Regions from separate parts of the Homo sapiens genome. Here region 2 is linked to region 1. A link is a loop called in an ENCODE intact Hi-C map of the cell type or tissue named here. Cell type or tissue: heart left ventricle. All regions are shown on one strand. Links, peaks and the distances in the headings refer to the core of each region. The heading gives the core; the rest is flanking DNA.

The links. Hi-C counts contacts between places; a loop is a spot of excess contacts. Peaks named below come from ENCODE experiments on the same cell type or tissue, not always from the same donor. Only the 100,000 strongest peaks of a DNase experiment are listed, where the experiment ranks them.
Region 2: it touches region 1 in a loop (1.8-fold over the local background); 2 of 110 quality-filtered maps call a loop at or near these places.

Annotation. Positions count from the first base shown.
Region 1 is chr10:44,038,077-44,054,063 of GRCh38, forward strand. No RefSeq gene overlaps it. Among named protein-coding and RNA genes, the nearest start is that of LINC02659, 130 kb to the left of the region's middle. RefSeq lists enhancers at 3,867-4,387, 10,966-11,135. In heart left ventricle, for the core only: a CTCF peak has its summit at 6,552 (motif pointing left); a DNase peak (open chromatin) is centred at 5,508; H3K27ac peaks cover 1,466 bases.
Region 2 is chr10:43,956,723-43,972,709 of GRCh38, forward strand. The region is part of intron 4 of LINC00841 (long intergenic non-protein coding RNA 841); the gene reads left to right. Among named protein-coding and RNA genes, the nearest start is that of LINC02659, 52 kb to the left of the region's middle. In heart left ventricle, for the core only: no CTCF peak of the experiment used is centred there; a DNase peak (open chromatin) is centred at 8,539; H3K27ac peaks cover 2,581 bases.

The DNA of each region.
Region 1 (15,987 bases), core at 3,461-11,460:
GAAAACTGGCTAGCCATATGTAGAAAGCTGAAACTGGATCCCCTCCTTACACCTTATACAAAAATTAATTCAAGATGGATTAACGACTTAAACGTTAGACCTAAAACCATAAAAACCCTAGAAGAAAACCTAGGCATTACCATTCAGGACATAGGCATGGGGAAGGACTTCATGACTAAAACACCAAAAGCAATGGCAACAAAAGCCAAAATTGACAAATGGGATCTAATTAAACTAAAGAGCTTCTGCACAGCAAAAGAAACTACCGTCAGAGTGAACAGGCAACCTACAAAATGGGAGAAAATTTTCACAACCTACTCATCTGACAAAGGGCTAATATCCAGAATCTACAATGAACTCAAACAAATTTACAAGAAAAAAACAAACAACCCCATCAGAAAGTGGGCGAAGGACATGAACAGACACTTCTCAAAAGAAGACATTTATGCAGCCAAAAAACACAGGAAAAAATGCTCACCATCACTGGCCATCAGAGAAATGCAAATGAAAACCACAATGAGATACCATCTCACACCAGTTAGAATGGCAATCATTAAAAAGTCAGGAAACAACAGGTGCTGGAGAGGATATGGAGAAATAGGAACACTTTTACACTGTTGGTGGGACTGTAAACTAGTTCAACCATTGTGGAAGTTGGTGTGGCGATTCCTCAGGGATCTAGAACGAGAAATACCATTTGACCCAGTGATCCCATTACTGGGTATATACCCAAAGGACTATAAATCATGCTGCTATAAAGACACATGCACACATATGTTTATTGCGGCACTATTCACAATAGCAAAGACTTGGAACCAACCCAAATGTCCAACAACGATAGACTGGATTAAGAAAATATGGCACATATACACCATGGAATACTATGCAGCCATAAAAAATGATGAGTTCATGTCCTTTGTAGGGACATGGATGAAATTGGAAATCATCATTCTCAGTAAACTATCGCAAGAACAAAAAACCAAACACCGCATATTCTCACTCATAGGTGGGAATTGAACAATGAGAACACATGGACACAGGAAGGGGAACATCATACTCTGGGGACTGTTGTGGGGTTGGGGGAAGGGGGAGGGATAACTTTAGGAGATATACCTAATGCTAAATGACGAGTTAATGGGTGCAGCACACCAGCATGGCACATGTATACATATGTAACTAACCTGCACATTGTGCATACGTACCCTAAAACTTAGAAAGTATAATAAGAATAAAATTAAAAAATAATAATAATAATAATAATTTAAAATTCTATTCTACAAACACTAACAGAGTTAAAATTGAAAGAAAGAGTTGTGACAACAGTGACAGGCATAGTTTTTTAAAAATCTTATCCCAAACTACAAAATTCTCTGAAGTCAGAAAAGGACAAGAGGTTAAAGAATATAACAAGAAGTTTTATTTAAAGTAAAGTATAAATGATAAACACACATTAGGGAAAATAAAAATCAGTTCGATTTTCTTATTAATTAAAGCAATGCAAAGTAGAATTTTATAAGGAAAGCTTGTATGCTCAGTTCAAGTCTCTTTTCATTTATCACACTGCCTGTGTTGATGTCATTTTAATTCTGCCATGCCTTCATTGAGTTATTCATTGATTCGAAGGTGGATCTCAATTTGACCATTCTCAATTCAGTCACGGAGGTGCCAAAGGAAATATCAGAAGCTTGCCAAGGTAACCAACAGAGCCTAGAGCTGATGTGTGATTGTATTGTCCTGAGAGATATTAGAATAACATTCTTTTGTTCTTCCTCAAGAAAAGCAAAACCTCAAAGACTCCGTAAGCCAGAAGCAAATATATTTCAAATCCAAGTAAATTGCCTTGAGATTCCTTCACATTTGGCCCCTATGTGAAGCTTAAACACAGAGATAAGTGCATTTGTGTGCTTCATGTGCACTGGAATCCAGTGGTGCAATTTCATTATGAAAACAGTGATCATTAGGAGTGTATCCAGCTTGAGAGGGAGTTGTGCGTCACTGAATCATGGACTGCCAGGTGGTAGAGGAGATGGCAGTTTTCATCTGCTCTGAACCTGCAGAGGCCCCGTCTGCACACCTACTAGGTGGGCACCCATGGCATTTGCTTGGGTGCTTTGTTTCCATGTCATTGCCATGGCCTTCAGAAAGATAGGACTGTAAGGATTCTGAATGGCAGCTTGGGAGGCTCAAAGGATTCAGAGAGAAAACAAGCATCAGTAGTTCTTTTAAGAGTGATGACAATGATTATTGATAAATAGCTGGCTACGATCTTTGAGAGATGAGAATATGAGGTGAACTTTGTGTTCTCTCTGTTTTCTGCATTGAGTCACTTTCTGAACTGTGACATGAGGAAGTAGAGCTCCATAAAGAGCTGCAGCCTCACTCATCAGTGAAGCAGCTGGATATTTGGAGCCAGGACCATGGCTAAAGTGTGTGGGGCATAAAACTGGAGAGGAGGGAACTACTTAGAAAAGGGACACCAGTAGCCACTCCACAATGTATACATATTTCAAAACACCATGATACATACCATAATATATACAACTTTTCATTAATTAAAAAAGTAAAAACTGAAAACTATGGGGAATCCATTGAAAAAAGAGAAAAGAAAAGGGGCACAAAAATATTCGAGATCTCCTTGAGTCTTTGGCTGAGCACTATACTTCATGTGCACAAAGCAAGACTGAAAGCTGCAGCTACTGGAGGCTCTAAGCTAAAAGGAGGCTTCAGAGGTCATACAGTTCTGAGAGATGCTGGAGTTCTAACCAGCAAGATCAGAATGAGCTCACTGAATGAAGTCCTAAATGGTCAATACCTCAGGGTAGGGCTATGTTAGCCCTAGACTAAAGGATACTCTAGATGTGCCTTAACAAAGCTGAAGATCAATCCTTGGCCAACTGATGCTTATCTACCAGTAAATAAACTGCCTTCCACAACAAAAATTGATACTTTTTGAAGGAAGAAAACTAAATTCATTTTCTCAACAGTGTAACTAACTACTGTTACATATGATTGAAAACTACTAGGCATGAGAAGAAGTAGGAAAATGTGATGCATAACAAAAAAGTCAGTATAAACAGACCCAAAGATGAGACAAATTTTTCCATTAGCAGGCATGGACTACAGTTAATATAAATGTATTGAAAGATTTCAATTAAAAAGTAAGCAGAATAGCTGAGCAGAAGGGGAACAGGGTCAGAAACATGGAAACTAGAAAATAAACCAAATAGATATTCTAAAACTAAAAAATTATTATATTTAAAGTGAAACGTTCAATAGATAGACTTAAGACAATGCTATATACATTACAAAAGAAAACATCAGTGAACTGGAAGACAGAGCTATACAAACTATCTAAACTAAAAAACAAAGAGAATAACGCTTTTTTAAAAAAAGCAGATTTTTTAGGTGGACCTGATTTTTTAGGTGGAGATATTTTAGGTGAGGTGGGGAGGAGAAGGAATACATTACATAAAAGGTGAAGTAACTCTGGAGGCTGAGATGGGAGGATCGCTTGAGCACAGGAGTTCAAGGCTTCAGTAACCTATGATTGCACCACTGCACTCCAGCCTGGGCAACAGAGTGAGACTCTCTCTCAAAACAAAAACCAAAAACCAAACAAACAAAAAAGTGAGGTCACTAAATTATAGAGAGATAAAAGGACTATCCCAACATCAAAGAAACAGTAAAATTCACATTGGGAAATCAAACGTTTATCTTCTGATGCTCAGTCTAACACCTTTTCCTACAGAAAAGGCACTGGCCAAGGCAATGGATGTGCTGATGCTTTTTGGCTGATTGGGACATTTGGGGGCTGTGTTCAGACTGGAACCAGTGAGTTTGTTTCAGAAAGGAGATTTGAAGAATTGTGATATTTCTAATTTCAAAGCAAGGCAAAAAGGCCTAAATCTTGCAGTTGGTTCCAGGTAGGTCAAGTCACCAATTTTCTGAACCTCAGACTGCACATATATAAAAGAGACATTATGTGCTGTGTGCACAGAATGTGGTGAATATTAAGTTGAAGCACACAGGAGCAGCCAGCCCCCAGGGAACATACCTTTCCATACTGTGGATCAAGGGTCTTGAACTATTATCCATCATTACACTGAGCTCCTGAGAGCCAGGGACAGAGGTACTGGATCCTTTGTTCTGCAAAACAAGGCCAGCATGACTAAATAAGAGCCAAAGTGGATGTGCATAAAAGAGTGCTTCTTTTGGCAGTTCCCAGCCCCAGTTGCCCTGGGCTCAGAAACACAGGCCAATCTGCAATGTTATCAGTCTGTCTGGGCCCAGCCTCCTCAGAGTCAAAGTTCCCAGATCCCACAGGGCAGCATCCTCACCCTACTCCAGTGCTAAAGCTGGGATACTGAGCAGGGTGTCAGTAGAAACCCAGACAGAAAGCTGAAATCTCCCGGTTTCCCTGATGCGTGAAGGTGGAGACATTACTTGTCAGATTCCAGCTCCACCTGGAAAGGCCTGGGCAGGATTGGCCACATCAGTGTCTACTGCCTGCTGTGAGACCTAAGGAGTAGCCCATAATGCCCATTCATTCAATCAGCAAACATTCACTGAACATCAGTTCTGTGCCAAGTGCTGCATGGGGCCCTGGAAGAGTAGCAGTGGATAGGACAGACCCAGTTCTTGCTCCTGTGGGCTCATCACACTGTGGCTTGGTAACCCCTCTAATAATGTGGGTGCAGGGGCAAGAATTACAGACCTATTAAGCAAACCTGGTCCCCAATATTCCTTCCTTTCTCCTGTCAGACCCCTAAAGATACAGGGAAAACTGAAATATTGAGCATCAGTTTAGGGGTGCAGAGAAGTTTCAGTGGCAGCTTTGGGGATTTGGAGGACCCGATTTGGAGGTCCCCACCCTGTCCCTCTTTGGTCCTAGCAGGGCTCAGCCCCACATGGACACTTCTGGCTGCATTGCTCCTGTGCCCCCACTTCCAAATGCACAGGTAGGAATCGCCCCTGTTCACTGTGCTGATGCCACCTCCTGGCAGTTTCTTCTCTGATTCTGTCTCCTGTGCCTGGCATGGCTTGGATCCAAATCTGCATCCCAACCTCCCCAATGCACCAGGTAAGTCTTCAAAGATACGAATAAAGGAAATATGTAGGAAACAAAAGACACGTCAATGAAGAGGTGGACCCACATTTTGGGGTCTTCACTGTAGCCAAGGAAAGGATGTTGTGGTCTGTGTTAGGTGAGCCATCTACTCCTATGACTCCAATGTGCCTGACTCCCAGGAAGAGCTCAGCCCAGGGACCCCTTGATTTAGCCTTGTCCATCCCTATTCCCATCCTCAGGGATTTCACTGTTGACATGTTCTCTCCATGACTCAGAGCAGTTGTTCACCTTGTTGGTCAGGTGAGGACACTGGGTCAAACGGGGGACCCGGGTGCCAGTGATGCATCTGGTGAGAGACAGGCACAGGCAGGGACCCAGGCCAGGGCTCCTGCCTCTCGGGCTCTGGCCCTCCCAGTCCATCCCGCCTCTCGGGCTCTGGTCCTCCCAGTCCATCCCAGGGCTTCTCCCTGCAGCATCCTCTGCCCGGGCCCAGGATCTGCTTTGCAGAGGGGAGCAAAGCGCTCTAGGGCTGATGTGGCAAATCTTCTGACAAAAACGTGGCTTTTAGTTTGGCCCTCCTGCTCGGATATTGTTTGAGCCCTGATTCTGGGTGAAAGGCAGAGGGGAGCCCGCGTCTGTCTTGCTGGCTGTCCGAGGCTGGGCACACCCTCCGCAGGGCATGGGCGGTGGGCTCCCATCATTCTGCTCTCACCCAGGGAGCTGGGCACATTTGTGGGCCCATTGTGTGCTGGGCCAGCTGCCAGGCACCTGCTCCACACAGGGCTGTGCCACATCCCCGCTTTCCTGGAATTCAGGGAGTAAGAATGGAGCCGACTCCTTGTTCATTCCGCAATTATTTCTAGCTTCATTTTTCAGGCACCCCCTATGACATTGTTTTCCCAGGAACTCTGAAGCAATGAAACCATGAAACATTCAAACACTATGCATGGACGGTTTATCAAGAAAACAATCACAGAAAAAAGATCCCGCAAATTTTCCCAGTGAGAATTTCAGTGTGGGGAGGAGGAGATGGGAATGGCCAAGGGGAGGGTCAGGTTTCTCCTGAAATGCTGACCAGCTGGACAGGCCTGGGGAAGTGTCCATAAGTGCACGCACAGGCACACAGGGACACTGGGCATGCTCTCCTGTCCTGGTAGGACTCTTCCAACAACTAGAAACACTCATATTTCCTTTTAGATAATTTATGAAGTACTTTTAAACACACCCACTCCCTCAGGGGGAAGATTGTTCAAGCAACAACTTAACTTTTGTTGATGGATTATTGGCTATTAGGGGATATTAGTTCAGCATGTTTTGATTTGTGAGTTTGATTGAGGGGAGCAAAGGAGGCCCAGCTTGTTTAGTAGACAAAGTCTTGGGCTGAGAGGGGCCTGGGCTATGATCCTTCTCCTGGGCGCTCCCTGGGCACCGGCAGGCAGGTCCTCCCTGCCTCATTTCTCCCCCTGGTGTTTGTTCCTGTCATCCTCTCACTCAAAGCTTAAACCAAGGGGGACAGCAGGGCCCTGGGTCTTAGATGCTAGTTGCCTATCCCCTGGGGATGGCTCACAGAGGAGCCAGGGACTACGTGGGGTCAGGCCGTTGCACCAGAACTTGCTGCCCTGGTGTTTAAATGCTGTGACTCTCAGCACTCCAGGGCTAGACAGGCCGCTTGAGGTCCAGAGGGGGCTGGGGTTGGACAGGCTTTCCTCCACTCGCTCGGCCATCTATCTGTCTGTGATCAGCAACGCTGCCCTTGGTCAGCTGCTCAGCGAGGGCAACAGAGTAAGGGTATGCGAGGGAGTTTTTGCCACTTCAGCTAGCAGAAATTTAAGGACTCCCTCAAAGAAGGAAAGGAAAAAGAGGGCATGCTGGGGAATGTAGTTAGAAGGCTGTTGGTCTGCCCCACTGACCATCATTTCTATCTGGGCCCCAAGTGGCTGGGTGGGTGACGGAGGGGCCCAAGACCACAGAAACACACATTTCCTCTGCGAATCTCCTCAATCCTGCAGCTTCAGAGACTAAAAGGCGGAGCTTTTCCTTCGTGGGGAATCCAGATGGCCTGAGTGTTGTTCCCAGGCCCTGGGGCTATACACAGCTCCAGCTGCCGCGTTTCCTCATTTGGGATAATGAAAACAAGGGCTTGGACTGTCTCTGAGCTTTCTAATTGGGCCACCAGCTGATCCACATGGCCTTTTTTCTTTTAACCAACTTGACCTTCTAACATGAGCAGGGAAATGCCTATTTGCTTAAGCTTGTATTTTCCATAGTTATATAGCAAGATCCCATTTTTGTAAGCATAGTTTAGCTTACAGTGTAATGAAGCCCCATTGAGCCATCCAAAAAAAGTGAGTTGGGCTTCCTTCCAGTGTGAGGACCAGGATGCTGGGAGGGATGGAGGTCCTGGGGTGGCAGTGGCTCCTCTTGGGATGTGCACGAGGCTCTGATTCCATCCTGCACAAAAACAATGGCAGATTCACACCACATGGGTGGATCAGGAGGACATCATGCTCAGTGAAATAAGCCAGTCACTGAAGGACAAGTGCTGCATGATTCCACTTCTGTGAGGTTCTTAGGGAAGTCAAATTCATAGAAACAAAAGAATGGTGTTTCCAGGGGCTGCGGGAGGAGGAATCAGGAGCTGTTGTCTAATGGGGATAATTTCAGTTTTGCAAGATGAAAGGAGTTCTGGAGATGGATGGTGGGGATGGTTGCACAACAATGTGAATGTATTTAACGCCACAGAACTGTAAACTGTAAAAGGGTTAAATTAAGATGGTCCATTTTATTTTACGCATTTTTCACTACAATTAAAATGGTCTTGGGGGAATTGAGGCCAGCCAGCCCGTTTCTCCGAGGGGTGTGGAAAATGTCCCTAGGCTTCTGCATCAGCAGTTCTGTAGCCTCTGAGAAACCCACTGCTCTCCACTTCATCCCTGTGGCAGTGCTGATCCTGTACATTCTCATCTGCTAGGAATCCTAATTTATGATTCTGGCATACAATACAGGGCAAGCCTCACTGTGACCCATGTCTGGGGATGGGAACTGGAGCTTGGTTAGTTTGGTACATGCTTTGGTTTTGATAAGAGCTGGATCATGATCCAGTTGTATCTGTGAGGCCTTCCTTTATTCACTTGTTTGTTCTTTCCTTCATCATTCACAAGCTTTTACAGGGAACAGGTTTGGGGCTAGCACTGCACTAGGAAAACGCAGTGAAATCCTTGGTCCCAGACTGTAACGAATGTTGAGTGTGAAATGTACTCACTCCATACAAGGCTGCAGACATTCTGACTTTGAGCTTTTAATTTGTTTCATGGAAGATAAATAGCACTTTGTTTATAGATGAGTCTGAAGAGTAGAGAGCATGTGCCTGTGTATGCCGATGAAACTCCTTGCTACTTCATCTTTGCCATAGGGTCCCTGTGTGCCTCTCCTCGTCACTAGGGTGCCCATGCGGGAGAGCAGGCAGGAATGCTTCCAGGTACACACTGAGGGAGGGGCATGCTGGAAGCTGATAACACATGTTTAGCATAAAACCTTACTAACTCACTGTGAACAATGACTCAGTTCAGCCTGCAGGAGCCAGAAAGGCCCCCGGCGAGCTCTCTGTTGGAACTGGCATCTGCTCTAGTGGAAGAATTGTTTCTTTGAGAAAAGAAAACACACATGCATTATGGGAGGCAGAGCTGCCTCCTCAGCACCTCTGTCAGGCTCTAGCTCCTCAAAGAATGGCAAAGGGCGGGGAGGCTCAGGATCATATTGGCCGATAGAATCCTGCCCACTTGTGGAATTGGCTGTGCCAACGCAGGGCTATTTAGCCATTGCACAGACAAAATAGGAAACACACATTTCCTATAGCAGTGGGCAATGGTGCATTTCTATTGGTTTTATCAAACAAACCTTAAGCTCTTCGCCTTTTCAAAACTTAGAGAATAGGACCGTTTATATTTCGTGTGAACCTCGCCTTCCTAAACACAAAGGCCAATCTCAGAAGCCTGAAAACCCCGAAACAACGTTTGGCAGGAATCTCCATTCAGAGCAGGAAGGTTGTGTTTATATTCTTCTCTCTAGACCAAAGGCTCTTGCAGGGCTGCTGTTTATTTTTCTGTCTCAAAGAGCAGAGCCGCCAATATAATATAAAATAGGTAATATAATAAAAATACTTCATAAATCAGAAGCTCTGCTCAGTTAGGTCCATGCTCTGTCGACTCTGAAATAAACTTGTGGGCGCCCTTGCTGGCTTCATTTCCTCTTGGTTTCTTCATCAGTGTGCTGCCAGAGTCATCCTTCGGTTTGTTTCCGTTAATTCCCCCAGCCCATCCTGCACCAGGTCAGTCCCGCTGCAATTAGGAGTGAACTTTGTCTTGATCTGCAATGTGGCGTGGAGGGAAGTGTTTTCCTTCCCTCTCCTGGTGGAGTGGAGAAGCCGAATCTGCATAGCAGCAGGCACTACCGGCCAATCAAACGCACATCCATCATCCGTCACGGGAAGGTCTGGTTCTCACAATGGCGCTTTCCTTAGTAAAACTGGCCTTTCCTCTTGGGTAAATGTTTCCTTTAGAAAGCAATACATTGTGTAGTGGACAGTTAACTGCGAATAAGGGACACCTCAAATGCCAAGATTTTGGGGGCATCACCTTGCTCCTTTGGCATGAAGACATGCTGGAAAGAGGATTTTGTGAATGTCTACTCCCATCACCTGGCGCTGTGGGCCTGCCCCTGGGATGCAGGCCTGTTTTCACATACCCCCATCTCCCCTTCACGCCCGTGCTTTTGTTCTACAGACATTCTGATTGGAACTTCTCTCTATATTAATCTCAAACCTGCCCCAGTCTTTAGCTGTCAATCCCTGATTCTAATTCTGTTGTCTGAATTGCAACAGAATAAATGCATTTTTTTCCCATGTGATTGGTCTTCAAAAATCCAAAGACTTCTAGAATGTTCTCCCAAGTCTACACTTCTCCAGGTTAACTACATTTCTTCAGTGCTTCCTCAAACCTCCCAGACTCTTCTCCCATCGTTTCTTCTTCCAATGTGTCCGATGTTGGTGGTCATCACTCCTAAAATGTTGCATCTGGAATGGACCGCAAACTTCCAGACAGGGATCTGACTGTGTTGTTAGAAACATCCCCTGCCGTGGACTCATATTGTGCAGACACTATTGAACTTACACATTCTTAGGTCCCCTTTTGTTTGTTTGTTTTGTAAATAAAAACCATTATTTGTATTTCTTTATTCAATGATTTATTTCTTGTCTTCATTCCTGAAAGGATTTAAGGTGTCTCTTAAAAATATAATGCCATATGTAAACTAGCAAAGGGATAGTATGAATAGGGAAACTATGGACAGACAAAAGTTTATACTGGCCATAAAATGCATTCCAGAATGTCCTGCAACCTTGCTATAGGTGACCCACACATGTGGCTGGGTTTCCTAGCAACAAGAAGAAAGGAGGTAACATCATTTGCATGTCAGGGTGCCCATAAAGAAAGCACAAGCCAGTGGCTCAGGACAGGCATAGCTATTTCTGGTACTGAGACCTAAGAGAAATATTCCTCATAGGTCTTGATAGAGGACACTAGGTGATGTAGCTCTCAATGACATCCTTAGAGCAAACACAGTCCATTTCCTAAGAATTTAGGTTGCTTTCAAAGTCCCTGAACTGTTGCTGATCTTATGCCCTATCCAGCGTGATGGTTTTGGCAATTGATTTTTTTGTGACAAATACTTATCCCTGCTACATTTTAATGTGTATTTTAGGGAATTCATATTGAAAAAGGAAAATTGAGAAGCTGAATGAGAGCACCCATTTCACTCAGTGTCCCATAGGGCGCCCTTTGATTTTGGAAATTGTCTTGATATTCATCCCATTTGCAGTTGGATCACATTCTTATAACATTCCCCCGGGGCCCTGTTATTATTGTTATATTTTAAAATGAAACATGTTTTGAGGCCAGGGACATTTGTAAGAGGCTCTCTGTTCTGATTTTTAGTTCCAGGCAGGTCTAGCTAGAACCTGGGATTATGCAGGGCATCTGTCCCTCTGAGGTATAGAACAACCTCTACTCTCCTGAAGCCCTAGATCCCAAATGTCTCCATCCAGGTACAAGCAGAAGGGAAGGGTGGGGCTGTTTCCATATGACAGCCTGAGAAGCTCCTGTGACAGGGAGAGAAGATAGCCTGGTGGAATTCCTCTAGTCAGGGACGTGGGCAGGGTGGAGGGATTCTCATGTGGATGGAAGTAATACACTAACCTGAGTGAATGCTCACACACCTTCATGTGCTGGGCACCAGGGCCCTCGCCCTCTCACTGCTCCTCCAGCTGGGCCTGCTGGCAGTGAGGCTCTATCTCTACCATCTGCTCAAAACTACTCACACTTATTTCAGTGTAGCTCGGTCATTCTAACAGCTCATTTTGTGTTTTGGCCTCAGTGATTTTATGTGTCAATGGCCAGATATTTGGTCAAACATTATTCTGGGGGTTTCTATGAGGGTGTTTTTGGATACGATTAGCATTTACATTCATGGACCGAGTAAAGCAGATTGACTTTCCCAATGTGTTAAAGGCCTGGAAAGGACAGAAAGGCTGGCCCTCCCACCAGCCGCCAGTAAGAGAGACCTACTGCCTGACAGTCTTCATGCTGGGCATTGGCTTTTCCTGCCTCTGGACTCAGACGAAATGCGAAGTCTTCCTGCCTCTCAAGCCGGCTGGCCTTCTGACTGCAGCACCAGTGGCTCTCCAAGGTCTCTGGATTACTGCTGCAGGTCTGGGGGCTTCTCAGCCTCCACAGCCATGTAAGCCAATTCCCATGCTAACTCTCTGCATCTATGTGTGCCTCCTATTGGCTCTGTTTCTCTGGAGAACCCTGACTCTAATGGGCAAAACTGACTGCTTTTCGACTCATTACCTCCCCCATGCCCCCACAGCAGACTCTGTGCTGGGGTCAACAGCCTTGGTTGCTCTGTCCACCCACCCTTCAGCACTGCTTGTGGTCAGTCCATGCAGAGGGAGCGGTCTGGGCTTAGGTTTGGAAACATCTCTTTGTCATCCCAGCAACTTACTATGTGCTTTCTTAATCTTCATCAGTTTCTTCCTGCATCTGCACAGGCCATCCTAAAGCACTAAACCTTCTTCTTTGCTTTTTTTTCTTTAAGAGATGGGGTACTGCTCTATAGCCCAGACTGGAGTACAGTGGTGTGATCATAGCTCACTGCAGCCTCAAGCTCCTGGGCTCAAGTGACCCTCCTGCCTCAGCCTCTCTAATAGCTGGGAGTACAGGTGTGTGCCACTATGACTGGCTAAGTTTTAAAAATTTTTTTGTAGAGTTGGGGGTCTCACTATGGTGCCGAGGCTGATCTTGAACTCCTGGCCTTAAGTTATCTTCCTGCTTCAGCCTTCCAAATTGCCAGGATTGTAGACGTGCCCATAGACACTGTGCCCAGCCGGTATCTTCCTTCCTCATGTTAATATCAGCCATACGGGTAAGCATTTGTGTCCCCTCTCTGGCAAGCTGCCATACCTGAATTTCATGCATTCCAATTTTAACCATCAGTATCTCTAGAGCTTTTTTCATCTCTATGCTTCTCTGAAAGCTTCAAAAATTATTTATTCAGTAAATGTCAGTAAGGTCCTTGAAAAGAGTGAGGTTTCAGGAGGTGTTTTGAAGGAGAGGAATAGGAGACTTTTTATTCCTGGGGGTTCCCCCATGGTGAAGAAGTTAACATAAAAGGGCACATAGCATTCGAGTCTGGAACTTGAGATACTCTCCTCCAGACAAATCACCTATTTTCCCAGTGAAAATGGTCACAACTTTACGTTCCACTCTAGATAAGAGCGCTCAGGCACAAATCATTCAGGCAACTTTCCCAACTCAGGGTGAGGGGAAAACAAAACTCCAACAATATCTGGGACAGCGAAGTGGGATTGATTCAATTTCATCTTGAACTGGGTCATCACTGCTCCCAACCTGCAACAACAAAGAAACAGGGATAGTTTCTATTCTGTTTCCATTTAATGATGACCCAAAACAAGAGAAAGGGTACAGCAGAAAGGGTTTATTTATTCTGATGGAAGAACCAGCTGGCAAATCTGCCTCTGTGTGTCTGCAAAGCCCATCTGGGATGAGTCCACAGGCCCAGGGTGCTGTGTATGCCTGGCGAGGGTGGCAGCTGCCCAGATCTGCTCTTTCTGCTTGGCAAGTGCTTTGGCTTGGTCCTGAACAAGAACGTGAACTATGTCAGAAGTTTTAGGGGCACTATCCATCTAAAAACATTATGCACGTGCTAAGCACATATACACTGGTATTTATCATCGTAAGCACATCAAACTCGAGTGTCTCAATCATCACACGACTCTGTGATATAGAAATTATTATTAACAGTAGCATGATCTCCATTTCCCAGGTGATGTCATTGAGGTTTGAAGAGTGTAAGTTCCATTTGCAGTAACGGCCTTGAACCTGTCTGAGATCCACTTGGCTCTGTTTGCTCATCAATCCTCTGACTATTGCTCTCTATCACTCCCGTTGCCTTGGGCATCAGGCCAGGACTACCCAGTGTGACCTGAGTCACTGCTCCTTCTTGGTATGGGAGTACTGATGGTCGCCACATTCAGAGACATCGGGGCTCCCAGAAGCAGCAGCCTCAGCTTTGGAGAATGGGGTCAACAGCTTCTGGTAGCTGTTCACCTGGAGAAATGGGGGAGAGTGGGAATTCTTTAAAAGATGACACATGCTTTGTTATTTCTGGCACTCACGGTGCTGAACTCGTTTCAGCTGAGTAAGCACTAGTGACTCAACTCCAAGGCACACCGTAGACTTCATCTCACACTGTGCGGGATGTTTAAGGGTTATTGAGTACTTTCTTTATGGCCCCTTAAGATCTGTGAAATAAATCTCTGCCGTTGGCAAACACACTGAGGGCTTTCCATCTCCATGCCCGATTGAAATGTCAAAAGTATGTCAAAAAAGCATAGCTTCTCTTGTTTAGGAGGCTTGATAGAACAAAACCAATGATGAATGCAAACCAGCTTGAGGCTTTGCCAGGAACCTCTGTGAAAATACATAGACTTCCATCTAGTATTGTTTTTTATATGTTAGCATGGAAACCAGCTTGGTTTACAAGTCTAAGCATCTAGTAGACATGTGAGATCCTTGGGTGCTCTGAAGTAGCAGTCTGAGGTTCAAGTATCCTCTCTGTATGGAGGGACTGCCCAGAACTCTTCTTCCCAGGGAGCTCAGTTGCTCAGAAAAGCTGCTGCAGGGGATGGTCTGATTTGGGGACAGCACATTTGGCTTCCTACCTTGTAGTTCTTGGAGACAGGAAATACTTTGATATGAGTTTAACCAGATCTTTTACATTGCTGTTTTATAGATGAGAAAATTTGAGACCTGGAATGCATTTCTTGCTAAGGTAAAGCAGCTAGGATTGGTGTGGGAGGCATCCAGAAGGGGATAGGCTCCCTCTAAGTGGGTGATGCACCAAGGGAGGAAGCACAGGGGGCAAGCAATGAGAGCAGGGACCTCCCTTTGAGTGGAGTGGTGGCATTGGGATGCACATGGACACTATTCATAGAGCTGGGTGAGTGCAGGGCCACTAGTCGTCATGACTGGGTGGGGAGACATCTGAGAGATGATGAGTCTGCAGAGGGAATGCGGGCAGCCTCTCTTGCGCTTGGGTATTTTCTAAGCTGGGGTGGGTGGGTAATGAGGGGTGCAGTTTGCATCAGAAGAGCAGAGGAGGCATCTGGAGAGGTGGACATGATGGCTGACTGGGTTTAAGGCAGTGGTTCTCAACCCCAAATCAAGTGATTTCCACCCACCTCCCAGGCATTTGGCAATGTGTGCTTTGGTTGTCACATCTGTGGAGAGAGGTGCTACTGGCATCTAGTGGGTAGAGGCCTGGGATGCTGCTAAACACTCTACAATGTTTAGGTTGGCTTCCCACACAAGGAGTCATTTGGGCCAAAATGTCAATAATCAATAGTGCAGAGGTGGCCAGGCACGGTGGCTCACGCCTGTAATCCCAGCACTTTGGGAGGCCCAGGCAGGTGGATCACGAGGTCAGACATTCAAGACCAGCCTGACCAAGATGGTGGAATCCCATCTCTACTAAAAATACAAAAATTAGCCAGGTGCAGTGGCAGGCACCTGTAATCCCAGCTACTTGGGAGGCTGAGGTAAGAGAATTGCTTGAACCTGGGCGGCAGAGGTTGCAGTGAGCTGAGATTGCACCCACTGCACTCCAGCCTGGGTGACAGAGTGAGACTCTGTCTCAAAAAAGAAAAAAAAATGTGAAGAGGTTAGGAAAGCCTGGCTTAAGAGTGTGAGTTAGGGAATATTTTCATTGGCATGCCATGTTAGTTTTCACTTATGTTTTATCAATCTACCATCTAGATTTAAGATTCAGTCTCTCACACTTTACAGTCATTCCCAGAGAATAGTGTCATGATGTCAGGGGAAAATAGTTTCAAAATATTCCAGCCCATTCTGCCCTTGTTTGGGGCATGGCTCTTTCTCCCAAGCTGGAGGCAAGCACTCATTCCTTGGCTCCCTAGGGCTCTGTTCTCCTGGGGATGTGAGACTTCACCTCCTCTGGGCCTGATTAATTCACCTCCCACCTCTCACTGCAGGCTGCCTATTGTTTTGTCCATAGAAAGTACTCGCTGGATGTTTGCAACTGTACCGTGGCCACTGAAGCTACCTAAGGCTGAGATTCCAGACCTTAATTCCACCGTGTTTCTCTCTGGCTTGAGAAGCATGGTCACATGTACTTTCAGAGCCTGTCTCCATTGGAAAGCTGGAGGAAGAAGGGCAGGAACCCCCTTAACAGCCATTCCCTGTCTCAGCTCTTTGCCTCCCTGAGCCTCCAGCAGGTGCTCACATTTATGGCGTTAAGACCTCATTGGAAATGGTGCACCCACC
Region 2 (15,987 bases), core at 5,310-13,309, 80 kb before region 1:
TGCAGCTACAGGGTGTCCCGTTCCTGTCTGTCTGCGACTGTATCTCTTCACCTCTTCCTGTGAGGATGCCAGTTGTTGGATTAGGGCATACCCTAATGACCTCATTTTAACTTGATTACATTGGCAGAGATCCTATTTCCAAATAAGGTCACATTCACATGTACCAGGAGTAGGACTTCAACCTATCTTTTTGGGGGACACAATTCAATCTAAACAGTGGTCTTTGTAGAGCAGTTTCCATGGGGTGGTGTTTCATCTGCCAGAGATCTGCACCAACAGGTTACATCTATCCAACTGAAGAATGTTGCACTCCACAGTCTCCAAAGGAAGAGTGGCCCACTGAAGCCCCCCAGGAAAGGTACCTAAGTCCAGGGCCCCTCAAAATAGGGAGTACTCTCACCCAGACCCCTAAAGGAGAAGTGTCTTACTCCAGAATCCTTCCAAGAACAATATCCACTGATGTACCCTAAAACTTAACATGATCTACATCCAGTTAGGGACCATTTTTTGATAGATTGGGAGGGCTGAGATTACCCTGATTTCAACTGTGCTAACAAGGCAAGCTTGACCTGTGTCTTTGCCTGGGTTTTAGAAAAAGAGGAGGCTTCACTGCTGTGTGATGTGGCACATCTTGTAAAAGCCAAGTCTTTCTATGTATGTGCTGGTGCAACCCTATGAGCAATGTACAATGATCCCTTATACAGAAGAGGAGACAAAGGATCAGAGCGGTGACAAAGACTTGTCAACAGTCACATGACTCAGTAGTAGTAAAGCCAGGCCTCATGGCTCTACTCCAATGATCTGTGCTTTGTAACATGAAGAGTCTGTGTTATTGGGGTGCAGTTACCATTGGTGAATCTTTAATCCATGCTTGGTCCTTTAAGACTGGAGGGCATCAGATGGGGGCTGAGGGGAATCCCTGGACAGTGAGCTTAGTGCAGAGGACCCTCCTATCTCACAGGGCCATCCTCTCACCTGCTCATTGTTATTAACGTTGGCTAAGCACAGACCAAGCATGGCAAGGAAGCTGTTTCTGTGGAGCCTGCAGCCCCCTAGGCTCTGATATTTGCATTCAGCATTGTGCATGGAGACTTCTGGGGGCAGCCAGCTAACCCAGATGGGAGGGCTTTTGCTTGAGGACGTGACCACAAAACCAGGTGCGGGAGGATTCTAGGAGCTCGGCACATCATGGAGGGAGGCCTGGGGTGGGCCAGTGAATGGGCTTCCTGGATTTAGACCATGGGGAGCAAGGAATGGTAGGATGAGCCCTGTGGTAATCAGAGGTGAGGCCACAGGGGGCCTTGATACCACACGAAGGAATGTGATGCTCTTCATTAAAGTCCTCAGGGATTGGGATCATCCAGGGAGCAAGAGAGATGGGTATCAGCCTTCTAGATGCCGCTGCACTGTGCAAGACAGGACCCTGCTCACTGCGCCTGCCTCCTGGGTCCTGGCATTGTTTAGTGCTGCCTTGGACCTCCCATCCTGAATGGAGAGGAGCAGCAGCTGTGCTTGGGCTGTGTCCTCTCACTGATGGGGTCAGACTATACCGGGGCCGTGAACCCGGTAGGATCCTGGCCTTTCTCCTAAGCCTGTGACCAGAAACACGCCCTGCCTGGCTGCTATCTCAGTACACTAGGGAGCAGGGAAGCTCTCTAAGTCCCTGGCTTCATGCCATTCAACATGGCCACCAAGAGTGGCAGCCTTGAGACTGGCAGAGCAGGAAAGCCTGCCTACCAGACTGGCTGGGTGAACAGGGCCCTCATCAGAGGCACCCATTCCATCATTCACTTAAGCATCAAATATTTACTAAGTACCCACTGTGTGCACAGTCACCTGCTTACTGCAGGGACAGAGAGGTGGGGAAGGGTAGACCCTGACTTCAACCTCCCCACAGTGCAAAGAAGCAGATGCCCAGAAAATGTTTACACATCCAGATCTGGGATCCAGAAAAGGGAGCAGTCAGCCACATCACCCTTCACCTGAATTTTGCCGTAGCATTACTGTTGATTCCACGCCTATAATGTACCCTTTGCTAGTCCACCCTCCATGTTATCTCAAGAGTGAGTTCTCTAAAAGCACAAAGCTTAAATTCAACCTGACTTTCCATTAAAAGTGGACAGGACTGTTCAGAATCTGCTCCCTCCTCCCTGTACTCTGATGTTCTTCACCTTCCCCTATGACCTCTGTCCCTGCCTGCAGCTCCAGGAATCTGGAATTGTCCTGGCTGTGGGCACTGCTGACTGCCCACCCTGTACTGCTCTCCTGCTCTCTCCTCATGTCCCATTACCCCCTGCCCAGCTCTTGGGAGGAAGGCGGCTTGTCCTCCTTCTCTGCACGCAGCATCCCCTGCGTAATTGACCTGGGGTGGAGAGTCAGGCTGAAGCGAAGATGACTTCCTTTCTGTCTCACTGGTGTGGATAAGAGAGCTTGTAGCGTGTTGCTGTTGGCTGCCCTGAGACAGACCACTGGGGCCACAGCCCTGGGATGAAGCTGAGGGTGAGGACAGTGAAACACATGAGGAGAAGGCAGCTGGGTCCCTGGTGGAGGCATTAAGATGCTGAATGGCACCTCACCTGGAGGCTGACTTGGACTCGAGTTACACACACTTAGCAATGGTTTTTGTTACTAGCAGCCCAAATTCAATAGATGTTGTTCATGCCTCCAATGCCTGTGCACACTCTGTTTAGACACAGGGTGAACACGTGTCCCACATGGCTGGGGACAGCACTGGTTTATGCCTATTGTTTGATTATCATTGGTAACCGCATCCCCTTTCCCTCTCCAGTGTTCCAAATCTGGACAATGGAGTAGGTGTTTCTGCTGCTGGAATGAGGCTGCACAGACATCTGCCTGGCACACTCCTAGCCAGAAGCCTAGAGCATCGCCTCCCTGAGGAGGCTTATCCAGCCTCTCTCTACACGTCCCTGCTTGCCTGAAGGGAATCCCGTACTCCTTTGTAACAGCCCCTGTCATGTGGACATGCTGGTACTGCATGCACTAGACTGCACTGAAATAACTTATATTTATTTTTATTAGATTGTGAGCTCAAGGGGAGGAACCACATGGCCACGTGTGCTCAATAGATGATTGTTAAAGACATAAATAAATCATTCAAGATATATCATTTTCATATAGTAGGTAGGGCCCTCTGAGCCACAAGGTGGCCATGTAATAATTTACAGGGGACAGAGCCTGACAGAGCCTTGGGCTCCTCCTCCAAGGTCATGGGCACTCACTGACCAGCCAAAAGCCGTCAGTGGAGGAATCTTCTGACCCTCCTCGGCTCACTCAGCAGCCTGCAGGGTCTGCCCTCAAGAACCTGGCACGGTGCTCTGGGCTCCATCTGGCCGGGGAGCTGGCAGCAGGACAACACCAACGATACCCCTAAAGGCCCCCAGCTGCTTGGCTGAGGATTTTGTGATGCCTGAGCTGGGTAAGGGCTGTCCCCTACTTCTAGAAGCCAAGGGTCATTTCAATGGACAGGGCCCCAGGGTCCCCACTTCCCATCTCAAAATGAAATGCCCCTTTATTCTTAAGCAGACATCAGGCGTCCTAGAACTGAACTCCATTTGTTATTTCTTTGTTGCTCTTTGTCCTCGTGCACAGGCCTGGGGGCTTCCTTGAATAGTTTCTCTATTGGAAAGACCTGAGTAAAGGGAGGTTGCATGGCTGTAGGTCTTCATTCTGTGTCTCCAGAGAAGGTTCCGTGCAGCCATGTGCTGCCTTCCCTCCTGGGCTGCCCTGGAAAACTTAGTTTATCAGATAGTCCCACCATCCTAGAACAGAGAGGGCAGAGGGGACCCCAGCAAAGGAGATGGCTCCTTAACAAAGAATGTGGGCATCTAGACAAGGAGAGTCAAAAAGAGTCCCCAACATCCTCCTAAAGCCAGCACCACCAATGAGAGTGACACAACCATTGGTGCTGAGAAGCACAGCTTGTGGCCCATGGCGGGGCAGCTCAGCACCCGGAGAGGCCTCCTGCCCTGCCTGCACTGTCCATGGGTCCCATATGGTCCTGGATTCTGAAAGCCCAGAAAGGCAGGAGCTGGAGATTTTGCAGAGATCTGTCAGAAGTAAAATACACCTATCAGAATAAACGCCTAGCATCATAACATGTATTCGGGAAGTTTTCTAGCATCATCTCTGCACTCCCACCTGCTGTCTCCAAACACAGATGGTCCTGGGCCCTCAGCATCACTGACTTGGACTTCTCAACCTCTGTGTATTTGCCCATCTATTTCTATCCGGCAAAACCGTACCAAAACTTTTAAACCCAGTTGAAATAACTTCTCCTACAAAGCCTGCCGTCTACGAGCTTCCAAAGTGGAAGAAATTGGGATTTATTTTTACTCCTAAAAACATTGGACCTCCTTGACTACAGATGTTAGGATCCTAGAGCAACCATGTGAGTGTGTGTATGTGCGCATATGTGTGTGTGCAAGCCCTAGCGACTGTCTGAGATCCCTTGGGGGGAGGCACTGTTTTGTCCAGATTCCCAGAAGTTTCTCTGTTTTGTGGTCCATGCTCTGAAACATTGAATGAGTTGATCACTTGCCTGAGGACTGGAAGGAGACTGCTGGTTTCAGGCAGATGAACTTGAAAATTATGAAGAATGATCTTTTTTCTCTTCTGGTTTGGCAAATAACTTTAATTCTCTAATGGAGAGCTTTAATTGGAACCTTGATTCTATATTCAGAGGTAATGGGCTTTACCAAAAATGGATTGGAGCAGTTCATAAATTTTTCCCAAAATGTTAACATACTACGGGGCCGATAGGGGTTGTTTAGCTTGGCAAAAAAAACTAGCATTAAAGATTAAAATAACAACTTCCTGGATTCCTGTGCAGGCTGCTAACTTGTCCTGGTGTCCTTGGGCCCTGAGTGGACAGTCGTGACATCATCAGTAATGACCATAAATCAGCAAGAATCCCAACCTCTTCATAGTTCTCTTGCAAGAAGTTTGAGGGAACAAACAGGCAGAGTGGGTGTCAAGGAATAATGACTGATAACAGCTAACTTCCTGAGTGCCCATGCCACCCACATCTCCTGTGAGGGCTGTGCCTCGGTGACCTCTGTAACCTCCTTCCAGCCTGCGAGTGGCTGGGTGCCTTCCCCAGGTCGTGTGGCTGAGAACATGTGACTGTACTGGATTTGAGAGTCCAGGTCCCTAACTGCTTTGCTGCACCTTCTCAATTAGAAATAACCTGCAGAGGTTCCAGAACAGAGAGCTTGGCTGAGGCAGAGAGGCGTACTCTGAAGGTTCGGATCTCGTGTTCTTCACTCCAGGCCAGGGACCATCGTGCCCCAGACACAGTGAGGCTGGGCTCTGGAATAGGTCTAGACTGGGTCTGGATCCAGCTCTGTGGAGGGACAGGGTACCTCTGGGCTTGTTGTTCATGCCCTCAATGCGTTGGTGTCTTCATCTGTAGAATGGGGTCTTTATGACATTTAAGGGAGACACTTCATGTGCAGGGCTCAGCACGAAATCTGGGCTTGCGGCGAGACGGAAAAGGAGAATGGGGAGGAGGAGGAAAGGCAATCGTGGCTGCGGGTGTTGGCAGGGCAGGGGGCAGAGTCTGTCTGTCCTCTTGAAATTGCTCCCATTTCTGTGGTCCTAAGAATGTTCAAAGAAAGAAAAATAAGTATTTGCAGACAGGCCCTCAGGAATCTGCTCCCCATGACTTTCTAGTGGCTGCCCTGTCTTTCAGCGCCTTTGGAGCCTGGTGCCCAATTGCTGCTTCTCCTTCACTCTTCCCCTTCTGCCCGCCCTTGCCATCTCTGGGATTGTGGGCTGGCCACTCAGCTGGGTGCCAGGGCTGGTGCTTGGGTTTGTGTGGGGGCCCCAGCACCAGTACTGCACAAATGCAGCCGGGCAACAAGTACTCTGTCCCCTCTCCTGCAGCTCCGCTGAGTGTTATACCCCAGCCCAGGACCATCAGAGGGTGGGACCCTCTGGACCACTCCCTTAAGAGTGACCTGCTGGCTATGGGACATCGGGGCCAGGCCTACCTTCCCGCAAAGTCACAGGGATGTTTCCCACAACTGAGAGGGTTTGGAGCTCTTCCACCCAGCAATCCCTTTGACCTGGAAACCAGGGGGAGAGATTTATGGATCTCCAAGTTAATGAAGCTCAAACACCAGCTGCCTGGGCTTCAGTGGAAGGCATGGCCCTTCGTTCACTTTCTCCATAGCTCTGCCGCTTTCACAGCCAGAGCCAAGATGACCAAATTCCTTACATAACCACAACACTAATTCATCATGTGTGTTTATAATAATGAACACACTTCAAGGCCATTGACAGAAAGCAGCCTCCTGATGGTTGAGTCTCCCTGGTCATGCAGTGCAAAAGCCCATCAGCCAAGCCTCGAGATCCGGGTGAGATGTGACTTATCTTGGGAATGGCTGGCTTTGAAAAATACACACAGAGTGACCCACGGCAGACCCTTAAGCCCTGTTTGCAAGCCCTCATGTATTCTCTGCCTCATTAAAAATGTTGTTTAAAATTGCCGAGGGATAATTAAACAGGCCTGTGGTTGATTTACGGAGGACAAACAGAGCTATGAATGCACAGAAATATTGTGTTGTGGGGGAGGCAATTTATGAAGATAAGGCTAACTGTTGACCAGAGGTTGGCCACAGAAGTGATGTGTCTTGATGATGCTTCAAGTCCACAGAGGCCCAAAGTGTCCAGGTATTACATGTTGACTGCCTGGCCCACATTTTGAGTTTAGTAGCTTTTTAATCTCAATACCCCAACTAACAAATGAAATGAAAGATTGTTGCCCATGCCGCTACCCCACACTCACAGACACATGTTTGGAATTTGAAGTGGAAAACAGGGTGTCTGACTGTGATACTGATGTTGGAGTGGCCCCCACTTCTCAGCACCCAGCCTTGCCTGGCAGCATGGTTGACAATCCCCCAGGTGGTTTTTATGGCAAGTTATAAATCAGAGGGTGTGGGTGCGACTCAGGCACATCTGGGTCCTCATTCTGGGAGTTCTTTGGAGTAGGATGGGGAAGGACATTGTCATTCTCTCTTTGTGTTGATGCTCTTAGTAAGCAAACAAAACACAGAATGTAGCCGAGGCTGCCTTCATAGAGGAGAACCATCCTAGAAGGCAGAGAACATGAGACTTATGAGCCCGTGACCTTCCCTGCCTGGCCAAGCTCCCTGCTGATCCAGGAGCAGCTTCGGTCCATGCCTGGAGTCCTGATGCAGGCCCTGCATCCTGGCAGCTCCTGGAGCTTCCAGCAGCTGAGCCTGGGGCTAGTGTTTTGGGGCCACAGTCTCTGTCCTGTTTGGTCCAGTCCCTCAGTGGTCGGTGGTCACAGGGACACCTACTTCCAGCCACTTTAAAAGATTTGGTCTCCACTGTGTCTGAGAAAGGCTCCTTCTACCCTGAGAGCTGTGTCCTGGAAGCCAGCCTGCACCAGGGCCCTCCTGGACACCTTTGTGCATTTACCCATCACTCCCTTTTGGCCACCTCTTGTCTTCTCAGCTCTGCCCTGAGCATATTTCCATCCCTAACGCCTCCAAACCTGTGACCCACCCCGCAACCACGTGCAGAGTTCCACACTGGAGCCCTGGGACCCGAGTCCTCTGTGCTTGGGCGTGAGGCCAAGCTTCACTTCCTCTGCCTGTGCACTCAGGGTTGCGTACCCTGAGTGCCCCAATAACTTCCAAGGGAAAAAAATTAAATCGAGCTCTAGAAATGACCACAGGTTGCATAGCGTTCATGACACATTTTCCCTGCAGGGTCCTATCTTGAAGGTGCTCCCAATATCATCAGGGTGACCGTGAGAAAATGGCCTGATCCTGGCTTCCTTTGTTGGCTCAAGTCTACCCACTCTTCTGTTCACCACCTTAGAAACTCTGCCCTCCTCAGAAACCCACGCTTCTGCTTCTGTCTTTCTGAATGTCCCTCTGTCCATCTCCAACAACATCCCCACATGTCCCAATTAATGAAACTGCCCTCCTCAGCGTTAGGCTATCACCTTTCCTTCTGTCAGAAACCGCCTCAGAATCTGAGTAACTCTTCCGGGCTCTGAACTCAAAGCTATCCCCAAATCACCACCAAACCTCCCTTTGTTCTAAGGAAGGAAACATTTCACCAGCCTGGTTTGAGTTACTGTGTGTACTTGGAAATATTTGAAATACTCAAAATACTCTTTCCTATAGAATTAAGTTGATTTAAACTGTCCTTGTCTTCAATTTGTCTGAATTGGTAAATTTATTGGATGGGAAAGTTAAAATCAATGACTATGTTTTACACATCCCCCACAACCAAGAAACCCAAATCTTGAAATAAAGTAAATGGTTACTTTATTCTATTTAAGTGTCCCCCAGACTTAAGGTAATCACATACTTGAGGCTTTTACATTTCTGTCTTATTTGTCAGTAATTCTAACCCAAGAGCCATTAAAAAAGTGGAACTTATTGTTTAGCTTGGAAGGGAAAGCTCCTCCTGTTCCGCAAATCACCGAGGCACCTCCCGTCCCGTCTACCGTGTCCCGAGCCTTTACAGCCAGGACCGGGAAAAGTCAGTTTCCTTTTTACATAAATAGGAAAGTCGTACCGCTGTGCATGTGACCCCAGAGACTGGCCTCTGCAGTGCACTCCAATCTGGTAAAAATGTCACTTCTCCCTCTCTCTAAGTTAAAGCATGTGGATGATCCGAACAACACAAGAATAAGCTAGAATGTGAAGCAGAGTCAATCTTATCAGTTAATAAAGTCAAGTTGTTGATTCAGAGAAGATTGGCCCTGAGAGGATTTCAGGAGCAGCAGTGTCATCAGAGCCGAGGCTTCATTTGTGGTTGTTACCACAAACTCTTGGCTGAACCCAGAGGTGGACAAGATTTGGGTATGTCTGCAGGGAAGGAAGCAGTGGTGGTGGAGAGGTATTTATGGGTTTTAAGATTTAAATAAAAGAAAAAACCACATTGTCATCTGAAAGAAGATAAATGGCAAATTGTTGAAGCGACAGGCCCCTAGGGACTAATTACTCTTCCGCAGTAATTCAGGAACTTCACCAGTGACTTACATTGACTTAACATGTCAAATGTCAGTTCTGTGTTATGAAATAAAAATACATGTTCTTTTAGTGTAAACAATACAGAAATGTTCTCAGATGTCCCAAGTTGTTAGTCATGTGGGACAGATTCAGTGCCCTATGATGCATGTCCACGGCTCTGTGCCTGAGGTTACAAAGTGTAACAGGGCAGCTTTATAGTTAAAATCCAAGTAGACACCTTGTTCATCTGGGGGCTGAGGAGCACCCACACCACCCCTCGGAGACATTCATGTTGCACCTTCAGAATGCAAGAGTGATCATGAATAAGTGTTCCTGACACTCCATTCTCCAATCTTCATTCTACTTTGGTTTTGGGGAGGTTGTTGCAGGACATTGATGGGGAGACCGCTGGCCAGCTGTGCCCCTGGTAGGGTTTCAGCCAGTAGCAGGGTGGCAAAGCTTACAGCACTGCGCTACATGGTGTGAGCTGCTTTGGTTTCTCATGGGGTATCACCACAGGTCAAATACAATGTGTCTGCAAACCAGGCCGAGAAGCTGGTGCACAGCTCACACGCTACACATGCTAACTCAATTGAAATAGGCTTTCAGCAACAGGTGCACACTAGTGCTTATTCTACACGAGGCTCCATGCAGGTCATAGAGGGCTAAGGTTCTGTGTTCCGTAGAGCAGGCCCTGTCTTGCTGCTTCTTCTCTGTGGCTTGGCTCAAGGTCTAACAGTTTACAGAAACCCAATCACTGTTGGTTGGCTTGAAGACAGGATCTCTGCCTACAAACTTTTCATAGTTTAGGAGAAAAATCCTATTAATCATCCAAGGTTCAACCAAGAAGAGAGGTCACTCTAAGTATTTATAACAGAGGACTCTCATTGCCCAGGTTATAGGAAGACTTTGAGGCCAGAGCACAGTGACATTGGAGGGAGCCGCAACCCTCCCTGGGTTGAAGGAACTAAGGAGGTAAGTAGTGCTATGGGGCCCAGGTACGAGGTTCACCCTTTGGAAGCTGGCGTCTTGGCTTCCCTGGCAGGAGCTGGACCCTCAGGGAAGTCTGCTGGAGATAGTGCTTAGGTGTGGGGAAAATGGTGATGGAGAAATACCCTGGCTTCCCCCTTCTTACCCCTCTTTTTAGCACCTCTCTCTGGGGTGAATCCCACCAGAAACCAATTGGCACATGAGCCAGGAATGACAGTCTAACAGGCTCAATCCTTCCTTCCCTGAAGCCCATCCCCATAATGCAGAGAGGGAAAGGGCTTGGACTGGCTCTGAGGGCAGACAGGTTCAGGATTGGCACATCTTCCATTGGACAGCATCCCACAGCCTAGGAATAAATTTCCTTTATGTATTTCATTCTCAAAATCCCCACAAAGACCCCGTGAATGGTGCATTTTTACCTCATTTTATGTATGAGAAATGTAAGACCCAGAAGCTTCTGATAAATGACTATAAACTCCCCAGCTAGTGCCCGGCTCAGCAGTACTCACGGTGGGTCTGTAACCCCCATTTCCCTCTTACCCTTGCTCTACGTAAACCTCGAAAGGCTATTTTTCTTCTAAGGACTTATGGGGAGATCTTTCTGCTCATGAAGGTTTTGCATTTTAGATTATTGTTCAAATTGTCTATTTCCCTTTTGATCTCCTGTCTAGTTGTTCTCTCCATGATTCCAAGTGTGGCGTTGATGTTGCCAAGTATTTGTATTGGTCTATTTTTCTCATTATTTATATCAGTTCTGCCCCATGTATTTTGGGGGCTCTGTTAGAAACATATGTTTATAATTGTTATATCTTCTTCACGAGTTGATTCTATTGTTATTATAAAGTGTCCCTGCTTATCTCTGATAACTATTTTTGTTTGAAAGTTTATTTTGTCTGATGTCAGTATGGCCACTCCAGTGTTCTTACAATTGTTTGCATGATTATTTCTTTTCCATTCTTTTACTTTCAGCCCATTTATATCTTTGAATCTAAAGTGTGTCTCCTGTAGCAAACATATAGTTGGATCTTGTTTTTCTTATCCTGTCTGATCTGATAATCTCTGTCTTTTGTGTTGCTTAATCCATTAATATTTAATGTTAATATCCATAGGTTTGGATTTATGTCAGCCATTTTACTTTCTTCTTTATGTCTCATGTCTTTTTTTTGGTCAAGTTTGGCATATAAAGCTGTATATTACAAAACTGGGGTTTTGGAATGCAAAATTTAATAGCATAAAGTATTATTTTGCTTTCTTTCTTTTGTGCGTGAATCTCTTCCAAGGTCTTCTCTAGGAGGAACTCAAACACCTCTTCTCCACCTTGCAAGTCCTGCTGAGTTGCTCTGGGAAGGGGTTAGGAAGGGAGGTAGGGATTCACATGCTTCTGGTAGAAGAGATGAGTTGCAAATAGGGAAATGCCCAGTAGCCCCTCAGCCACCACTCCTCCTTACCTGCATCTCTTCAGATCATTCTCTTCAAGTCATTTCAGGTGCATGAAGACATTGGTATCTGAATGGCCAAGAAATTCTCTTCAGACTTGCCCATCACTGTTCATGGGGACCAGAGGGCAGTTCTCTGTGGATCACAGTCAGTCTAAAGCACCTTCCCCTAAAGCTACCAACATTGAGGCATCAGCCAAGGCTTCCCCACCATGTGCTTTAGTCCACCCCGTGAAAGCCACAGGCTTGTGGCAAATGATAATAGGGAAGCTGATTTGGCAAAGTGGAAAACATGATATTATCAAGTGAATAAAGCAAACTACTAAATTCTACTCCTTGCTGGGACCACCAGGAATAACTAAGAATGCCTGTGGACAGGATTGAGGGGCGGCATGGGTCAGACAATTTTTTTGTCGTAGTTCAGTGGTGATGTGCCTACTGCTTCTCTTTTGTTACATGTCCTTCATTAGTGTCATAATTCTTTTTGGTTTTTGATGTAAGAATCAATTAAAAAAAGAAAAGACAAATTAAGGAAGGGCTGATGGAAAGAAGAGGTGGGGAGGGAAAGAGGTAGAGAGGGAGAGAAGACAAAGAAAGGGAGGTTCGATTTCATTTGGGCTGTAGGAAAAAGCTAATCCCCTCAAGTTTTAAGCCAGCTATAGTTGATGAGTAATAAAGGGAGGTCCAAACCTCATTTATGTTTTAATATTGACTTTGTGTAGTAAAAAGCAGGGAAAAATAGAGTGTCATGGGGAGTTCAAGACCTAAAACGGAGCATCTGAAACATAACCTAAAAAAAGGATACTGTGATTCCAATCCAAGGACTTTAATTTCATACAAGGGAATAGGAAACTGCATGGCCTGTAAAACGTTTTTTACGTTTGGTTATTTGCTCTGAGGAAGGAAGCCGAGGCTCATCTCTGCACCCCGTCCCCTCTGAGCTCTGCAGCGGACGCTGCTGCCGCCGCGCCTGCTCTGCCCGCTGCCCGTGACTCTCCGCAAGGCCTGTGCACTGCCTGTCACAGTCTCCTCTCCTATGATCGCTGCCCTCCCTTGGCTCCCATATCCTCTCTGTCGGAACCTCTGTCCTCTTAGGCCCCATGACCTGTTCTCACCTGATTCCCAAAACCAGCTGAGATGTTTCCAACTCCCTGGAGCCTTCCTGATCTCTGGACCTCATTTTAAAAGAGAAGCTGAATTCCCCACAGTTGTGTTTCTGAAGCTCTCAGACTCTCTCTTCCTAGGAGAAATCATCACCTGTTAGGTTGCGTCCTGGATACCTGTTGGGTGGTTTATGTCAGGTCATCTTAGCTGAGCTGGCCGTTATTCCTCAGAATTGTCTTCTCTGAATAGTTCCAAGGCAGCCTGAAACACATGTTGTGACGCAGAAGGCTGCAGCATGGGAGCAGCCTGACCACTCATAGGTCCGTGCAGGCCGTGTGCCTGACCCCCTGGCTCACCTGGTCAGCGTGGGGCAACTGCTGGTGGCCACTTTCGGGTCCTGCTGTGGCCCCCGCTCTGGCCTCTCCTACTAGAGATCAAAGCAGTTTCAGTTGGTCCTTGCGGGTCCTGTGCAGCCGCGGGGGCCACTTGGTCTTTCTTCCTACACTTGACATCTGTCATCCTCCTTGAATGCTTGCCCTGTCTTACAGGCTCTGGGCCACAGCCTCAGATGCAGAAACAGCAGCAGCAGCCCCACAGGCTGAGGAACCAAATCCCTGCTTGAGGCCAAACCCCTGCAAGAAATGTATTATTCTACAGCTACTGCAGTCCTGCTTGGCACTGGACCTCACAGATGCCCCCCTGTAAGCTGCCCAGATCGCTGTCAGGCAGGGCCAGGGATCAGCTCTGGTTCTTCTCTCTTGGCAAGTTTAGGCATAGAGCAGGCACTCACAGAACACAGGTTGGTTGGGGGCCTTGATGTACCCAAGCTAGCTGAGATGGCCTTGCAGACCCTGGCTGAGCGGGTCTGAAAAGAGCAAGGGCTGGCTGGCTTCCCATGGCTGGAAGAGGCCTTTTGGTTGTGGTTGTTTTGGGTTTTTGGTTCCCCTCATGGTGGGACTACTTGTCAGGCAGGTGCTCGGAGACAGGATCCTGACAGTTGTGGCTCCTCAGATGCCTTCATCTGTCCAAATGGTCTGACGATGGCTGTGCCCCAGGGCCAGGAGTGTGTCCCTGTGCAGTGTGGTGCTTCAGGCTGCCTGTGCTGCACCCTCCTGGAGCTCCAGGATGGCTCCTTCCCCTTGGATCCCTTGGACACAGATATCTTTGTGTCTCTGGTCTTTGGGATCTGGCCCCAGGCTCTCCCACAGGAGGACAGACTGTGGCTGCTGGCCTGGTTTGTGGACCCTAACGATGAAGTCTCTATGATGCAGTTAGGTCCAACTGACACGTGTTTTCTCCCATAACTCTGGCACGACCACTATGCTGCCTCCAGTGCTGCTGCCCACCCTGCACACTCTCTGCCCCACCCTGGTGAATTTCCCTGCTGACTATGGGGTGCCCAATTGGGGGAAGGGGGCAAATCATCCCCCTACGTGGATCCTTTCTGAGCTAGAAATTCCCAGTGTGAGCTGCTGTGTTGAATTTAAGAATGATGTCCAAATGTCATCAGTATCCATTGCTTGGCTCTGCTCCCAGGGCCTGAGGACAAAGCAGGACTCTGTGGTCACAGGCAACAGGCCCTGCTCACTGCCTTGCTCCACCAGGTGGGTTAAACGGCAGCTCCATCTCCTCCTGCCCGCCTCAAAGCCTGGATCTACAAGGATGTCCAGGTCAGTGCAGCATCACAGCAAATGACCCCAGGCTTCCTTCTCTCCATTGTTTCATAAAGTTCTCTGATGTGCATGTTACCATGGTTACAAATCCATCAGTACATTGCTCTCCAAGTGATCAGAGACTTTCTGCTTCTTAGTAGCTTTTGGTCACTTTAGAAAGGGCCTTGGATGTCTAGAGAGGGGGTGTGGGCAGACATGAGATGACCACTGAATGACCTGTACTTCCAGTTTCGGGGCTCTTGGGGCTGGGGTGGCATTATGGCTGAGTTGTGTTCTCCCAAAACTTGTATGTTGAAGCCCTAACCCCCACTACTGCAGAATATGACTGTGTTTGGAGATAGAATCTTTAAAGAGGTGATTAAAGTTAACTGAGGTCATCAGGATAGGCCCTAATCCAATACAACTGATGTCCTTCTAAGAAGAAATGAGAACACAAACGTGCATAGGGGGAAGACCATGTGAGGACACAGGGAGAAGACAGCATCTACAAGCCAAGGAGAGGGGCATGAGAAGAAACCGAACCTGCCAGCAACCTGATCCCAGACTCCCACCCCTAGAAGTGCAGGAACAATGCAAACCTGGCCTATGGTGCTTTGCTACGCAGCCCTGGAAAACTAGGACAGGTGCGTCTTAGTCCATTTGCGTCACTATATAGAAATGCTTGAGGCTGGGTAATTTATAAAGCAAAGGGGTTTATTGGCTCACAGTTCTGCAGGCTGTACAAGAAGTGGGGCACCAGTATCTGCCTCTGGTGAGGGCCTCAGGGAACTTCCATTCATGGAGGAAGGCACCACATGAGGAGACGGGAAGCAAGATAGGGGAGGAAGCACCAGGCTCTTTTTAACAATCAGATCTCATGAAAACTAATAGAGTGAGACTTTGATACTCTGAGGATGAGGATGGCACCAAGACATTCATGTGGGGCCGGCTCCCATCACCCACACACCTCCCCCAGGCCCACCTGCAACACTGGGGGTCACATTTCAACATGAGATTTGGAGGGAGCAAACATCCAAGCCATATCAGGTGGTGACAGAATTCCCCTTGGCTTCCTCCAGCGGCCCCACCTATGGCTTTGGTGGATTTGGTGCCCACTCAGTGAGTGCTCACTTAGCCCAGTGATACTGCACGCACACGGCTCACTTCTCTTTCAACAGTTCCTGTGATTCTTCCCGATGTTCCCAGCCTTCCACCTTCACATTTTGGATGCCGCTGCTGTGCGGCCCCATCTTGCATGAGCTGCCTCCACTCAGCAGGTACCATCTGGGCTGCCATTTCCTCCTGGAGGGCCCAGGGGAGTGGGGACGGGGGTGAGAGGCACTGGAGCAGAGGATCCTGTCCCTGCTTTTCCCTCTTGGCCCCTGGCTCAGCCCAGCAATTCCAAAGTGGGACACCGAGGGGAAGCAGATGGAGGGCCAGGGTCCCAGGGCAGCCCCTGTCACAGACCTGAGGGGAATCGTGCTTGAACGTGGATGTCATTGACTCAGGGTCTTCCTTTGTCTTCCTCATCTTAATTCCTGGAGACAGAAAATTGCACCTGGCAGCCTTTGATGTTTTGTACAGGATATGGAAAAAAACAAATGTTGGCCTTTTTGAGTTCAGTCGCATATGTAGCCAAAGGCCCAGGAGTGTAAGCTGTCTGCAGGGAAGGCAAAAGCATCTCTGTTCATCGAAGCTGCCCATTTGTCCAGGGTTATGATAGCAGCATCCATAACCTGACACTGTATGATGGGTTATGGCTTCCTGGCCATGTTTTCAAGCATTTTT